Regions from separate parts of the Homo sapiens genome. Here region 2 is linked to region 1. A link is a contact called in ENCODE Hi-C or POLR2A ChIA-PET data. All regions are on one chromosome and are shown on one strand. The core of a region is the stretch at or near the end of the contact, and the rest is flanking DNA. Distances in the headings are between cores, read along the strand shown. Region 1 holds the start of GAP43 (growth associated protein 43). Region 2 has its middle 120 kb from the start of SNORD155.

Region 1 (2,712 bases), core at 27-2,526:
GGAGACTGCCATGGCATGGTCGGTTGCTGCGGAATACCACACTCGTCATTCCTTCCCACTCTCACCCCAATCAAGTTTCTAAAATGTCTTTCAAGAAATAAGCGAGCAATTGGAAATGGCTGTAAAACCTGGGCAGTGGGGGAGGGAAGGAGGGGCTCTGATTCTTGCTAATCTTGGATGTGTCCCTCTTCCTGATGAAAATGAGTCACCATACTTATTATCCAGGATGTTAGCCTGTCTCTGGTCACTGACAATCCCAGGAAAGAAGCAAGGGAAGGGGATAAGAGAAAAGACCTGGTTTCCAACAGGTAATACCCGGCTGTCTTTCCCATCCCATCGGAGCTCCTAGGGGCGTGGTCCACCCTCTCCTCCGACCAGCTGGTGCACAATCGGCTGCTGATCTTAGGAAGGGGATTTTCTCCTTCTGCATGGCCAATTTCTCCCCCAGCCCCAGTTGTCTTAGCTTCTCTTAAAAAAAAAAAAAATCTATCAAATCACAGTTTCATTCATTCATTGAAAAATAAATACTAAATAAATAAGACCTGCACGTTTTTCCATAAATACCTGCGCCCCTTCGAAGCTCATGCATGCACGAAATAAGGCATCTTCCGCAGCACATGTGAGAAAATTGTATGACAGAGAGGCAATACTCAGTTCTGAATATTATTTCCTCAACCCTGCTTTTTTGCAAATAATATAAAGAAATGCCTCCCCATCTTGTAGGTAGAGCCCACATCATCTCCCCCACACCCCTTTCTACGTCCACACCCTCAAGACCAGAGACCTCAAATGCTGAGCATTCACTAATAAGAAAAAAAAAAATTATTTCTAGCCAAACAGGCATGTTTTTTCTACCCTCACCCTAATTAGTAGCAGCATTCCAAAACCAGAGCATGAAAGACAGAAAAGAATAAAAGCTGGGATGCAACCATCAGTTACCATATGCTAAGGAAGCGCGAGCACCACGGCCAGAGCAGAAGCAGTAAAAAAATTGTTTGCCTTTACGGGGAAATACTGTACTCGGGTTATTTCACAACAGCAAGAAGTAAAAAATCTTTAGCTCTACCTGTTTGGTTCTTCTCATACAGCACAGCATGGTTGTCTCGTCCCTTGCCTTCTTCCTGCCTTCTCTCCTTTCCTTCTCTCTCTTTCTTATTCCCCCCCTCTCCACCTCTTTTCTGCTCGCTTGCTCACTCGCTCTCTCGCGCTAGCGCGCTCTCTCTCCCTCCCTCCCTCTCTCTCCCTCACACACACCAGGGCAGTTAGCAGCAACTGTAAGGTCCACAGCTATTGCTCATCGCACATGCTCGCTCCCTCTCTCTAGCGCTCTCTCTCTCTCTCCCTCTCTCTCTGGTGCTCTCTCTCCGCTGTCCTCTCTTCCCTCTCTTCTCCTTTTTTCTCCTTCCCCCCAATATCTATCTATCTGTCTTTTTCTTCCCTCTCTCTCCGTCTCTTTCTCGGAATTGTTCTCTAGCCTTCAGTGACTAATCACTTCCCCCAGCCCCTACCCCCATTCTAGACAGTCGCCCCCTCCCAGTCCCCTGCCAGCCTCATGAATATTTAAACACCTCCAATCTGGACCCAATTACCCACCGACTTTTCCACTGCATTGAGAGGGTGATGGGGTGGGGGCAGAGAAGGATATTCCAGTCAATCCAGGAGATATGATAGAGCATGTTTTAGGGAAGAGGGGCTTGAGGAATCCTTGTATTTCTTTAAGAACTCTTTTCCTCTTTTCCTAGTATTATAAAAGCAAAGAACAGCTATTTCTAAAGAGGAATTGTAGTCAGTCCTATACAATATAAGTCATATCTGCCATTACATTTTATGCATAGTTAATAATTGTGGAGGTTAATTTCCCTCAAAAAATGAAATAACATGTAAATATCATACACTGTTTATATATTCTTCTCAGTATACATATAACCTGAAATAAATACAAAGCTTAGATATGCACAAGCATATTTTATATATGTTCCAATATCCTGGAAAAAAATCCACATAAATATATTGCATTTTAAACATTCTAAGCACTTGAGCTCAGAAATAATAAACAATGTTTAAGAATTGGCATCCATATCTAAAATCACATGGTAGTTTTTTGTTTTTTCCTTAATGCACATATACCTGTTTGTAAATTGTGGTTTCTTCTAATTTTACTGAAAAAGCTGAGCACATTCAAACAGGTCTGTGTAATATTGACGGTGATCAAAATGATATTTTACAATTTGGGCATGAGAGATTAAAGTGAATTCATCTGAGATGAGAAGAAACGATAAGTCATGAAGCCTACTTCTTGAATTCCTTCTATGGCCTTTCATAATTTTGGGGGAGGAACATGTGACTCTTAAAGTGTGTATAGCACAATTTTTAGTTATTTATTGTTGAATGAGTTTGAGTGTGTTACTGAAGCTCTTTGCACCTAATTTTCTCATCTTTAAAATGGAGATAATAATGCCAATCTTGACAACATGTTTTGAGGACTAAATGATATAACGCATGCAAAGCACAACAGTCTCTCTGAGTGTATAATAGCTTTACTCCAGAGACTGTACTTTTCTGAAATTCGGGTGACATTTGCAAGTGAATATCTCAAAGAAGTTTTCAAACTATTTCTTGTTGTTCATTAGTGATGACAAGTACCCCTAATTAAACAGCTCATATTCTTCATAGTCCCTCCTAGACCTCCTAGACATAAACCTAGCTAATAAG
Region 2 (2,905 bases), core at 15-2,514, 160 kb before region 1:
AAGGCTGGAGTTAATAAACCAGCACGCACAGAGGGTTCTGTCAGATGCAGGGAATGCATGACATAATTGTTTCTGCCTCTAATGATCTCAGTGATGTGGGAGACATGAGAATATTAAAACAAGACAGAAAAACGGAAACTCATTTCTAGCAGCTGCCAAACAAAATGGGACGTAAAGCAGGAGAGAGGTATATTGAAATGTTCACAAGGTTCACTTCACCAAAATGAAACTTTACCTCTCACGGATGTCAAATCCTCACCTCTCTCTCATGCAGAAGTCCCCTCCCATTTCCCATCAAACTGTTGCTCCCTGCATTCTTTCTGCATCCTTCCCTGTCACTCTCTTCCCTCGTCACTGTCACTTTGCCTCTCTTGCTTTTTAATCTCTTTCATTTTTCCCCTTCCTTCCTCCCTTCTCCATTATCCTGTCACCACAAACATGCTCTTACAGTTGTTCTCCCCCCTTCCCTCTCTCTCTCTCACACGCGTACACGCACACAAGAACATACACGCACAGACCACACCCCTTCTCATTCATTAGTAATCAACCTGGGAGCCACATCTCCTAATCCCAGCAGTTGAATGGAGCTGTAAAAATGCTCCCTTTGAAAAACACCCAGAAGTGACGCTCCCCGGGCTGCAGGTGGGCGGTGGTGTCGGCGCTGCTGCGATGCTTGCTCCTGCCACGAGGGGGCAGCAGTGCGCGCCGAACGCCGCGCTGCCCGTCGGCGCAGGGAAGGCGGCGCGGACGGCTGCTCACCCGGTGTCACCCGTCACCGCGGCTGACAGCCTGCGTCAGGATTCCGCCCGCGTCCCAGGCGAGCACGGAGGGGCGCAGAGAATAAGCAAACGATTTCTGATGAGTGCGGGCGGGGTGAATTCCGCCTCGGGCTAGTACAGATAGATCTTTTCCAGAAACAAAGGAGTGAGTCAGGCCGCCTGTGAGTCGAGAAGGGAGAGAGGCAGGGCTGGGCGCGACCGCTCGGCCCGGCCGCCTAGCTTCTCCCCGCCCGCCTACCTGCGCCCTCCCTCCTGCCCTGCGGCCCGCGCACCCCCCGCCCACCCGCTCGCGCTGCTGCGGGGCTCCTTCCCCAGGCAGCTGCAGGCGCCGCCCGGTCGGGAGGAAGCTAGAAGGCGGTGTTGCTTGGCCACCTGGGGGCGGGGATGGAGCCGGCCTGCAGAGAGGGAGCGCGGGTGTGTTGGGGGCAGGGTGGGTTTGCAGCCTTTCCTAGGGGTGCGGCTTCCAGCAGTGACGGCAGGGTGAACTCGGCGGCAGGGGGCGGCAACGCTTCTGTCAACCGGCAGCCTCCGCGTGGCTGGGTACTAGAGCTCTGCACATGTTTGTCATAGGTCAGCTCCCCCGACACGCGCGCGCACACGGGGTCCTGGGGTCTTGTTGCGATTCCGCCCCCTTTTACTCCAAAAGAGAGGTAACAGCGTCAACAAGCAGAATAATAAAAAGCGTTTATCGAGTGCTACGCGCAAGGCAGGCTCTGTTTTTACAGTAAATCTATTATTAATTTTAATAAAATGATAGTAAATAATAACAATATGCCCAAATGATGCTGATTGATAACTATCTTATTTCCTTCGTTTTAAGTTGAGAGGATGCAGAAGTATTTTTTTTTCTTTTTCAAGAAGATAGCTAGGTCTGGTTCTCCCTATTTCCAGAGGAGCAAGATGCCTTTATATTTACTCGTGTTGGAAAAACTAGGGTTATAACTACTGTTGGACAGGATTCAGCCTCCGGGCTGTTTTCCCTCCGTGCATTTTTTTTGTTTTCTTTTGAGACGGCGTTTCGCTCTTGTTGCCCAGGCTGGAGTGCAATGGCGCAATCTAGGCTCACTGCAACCTCTGCTTCCCAGGTTCAAGCGATTCTGCTGCCTCAGCCTCCTGAGTAGCTGGTACTACAGGCGTGCGCCACCACGCCCGGGAAATTTTTGTATTTTTAGTAGAGACGGAGTTTCACCATGTTGACCAGGCTAGTCTCGAACTCCTGACCTCAGGTGATCCGCCTGCCTCGGCTTCCCAAAGTGCTGGGATTACAGGTGTGAGTCACCGTGCCCGCTCCGTGCATATTTTTTAAGTGGGAATTTTCATGTAACTGTCCCAATTTACAGCATCCCTTGAACAAGAGAACATCTAGAGACTTGACCTAAATGGTAACCCCATTGGTGGGAGTTGAGGAGCTGTTACTGCCATTAGAAGGGGCAAGTGGCTCTCCAGTTTGCCACAGTACCCACCTTGCCCTAATACGGACTGTTATTACTTGAAGCTGCACCCCTGGGGGAGGGCTACAAGTCAACCCTTTCTTCCCTAACACACACACACACACACACACACACTCACTCTCTCACACAATCTGTCTCTCAATCTCTCCTTTATTTATAAAAGTAAATATTAGACCATAAGTTTCACGAGAGAAGGAATTGTGTCTTATATTTCTTTTGAATCCCTCATAGAAATTCACTGATCTGGACATATTGTAGATACCGCTAAGAACTGCTGAATGGAAATCTGTTGAATAAAATGAGCAATGGAACATTATTTAAACTGTCAGGCTACCACAGATATTGCATCCATTATTTTTAAGGACTATAAAAACATTCATACAAGGCACAACAATTTCTGCTACACGTGCATGCATAAACAGAATTTGATGTTGAAAGCAAAAAAATGTACAACAAAATTAATGTATATGTACTTAATTATAAAAATAAACATTTTTGTTCCTTAGTAATCAGACACAGTAATAGTCTGAGAAATACTAAAGAATGATAGAACTACTCTTTTGTAAGCATTTCAATCTATAGCAAGTTTTGAGCCTGCTATAGAGGTAAAAGAGATATGATGTGATAAAAATGTAAATCAAAATCATAGTGAAAAATAAACTAATATTCTTTTAT

Evidence for each region. A loop is a pair of places that touch in the nucleus more often than their neighbours do. ChIA-PET counts read pairs that join two places held with the same protein, here RNA polymerase II (POLR2A). Pooled maps may share reads with other maps.
Region 2: a pooled map shows a loop between it and region 1 (2.2-fold over the local background). The contact joins the enhancer-like site here to the promoter of GAP43 in region 1. A Hi-C loop is called at or near these places in 1 of 168 maps with a recorded cell type or tissue (PC-9) and 7 of 50 pooled maps. POLR2A ChIA-PET finds 5 or more read pairs at or near these places in 4 of 52 experiments (A673, CD4-positive, alpha-beta T cell, WTC11 and 1 more).

Annotation. Positions count from the first base shown.
Region 1 is chr3:115,622,074-115,624,785 of GRCh38, reverse strand. It overlaps GAP43 (growth associated protein 43), which reads right to left and starts at 1,276. Exons shown (of 3, transcript NM_002045.4): 1 at 1,067-1,276. The coding sequence starts at 1,096.
Region 2 is chr3:115,782,455-115,785,359 of GRCh38, reverse strand. No RefSeq gene overlaps it. Among named protein-coding and RNA genes, the nearest start is that of SNORD155, 120 kb to the left of the region's middle. RefSeq lists enhancers at 106-784, 816-1,316 and a silencer at 1,026-1,075. Within about 2 kb of position 1,264, at least 38 of the 41 ENCODE cell types and tissues checked have a DNase peak (open chromatin) inside an H3K27ac peak, as active enhancers do; they include A673, CD4-positive, alpha-beta T cell and PC-9, where a contact is called at or near this core.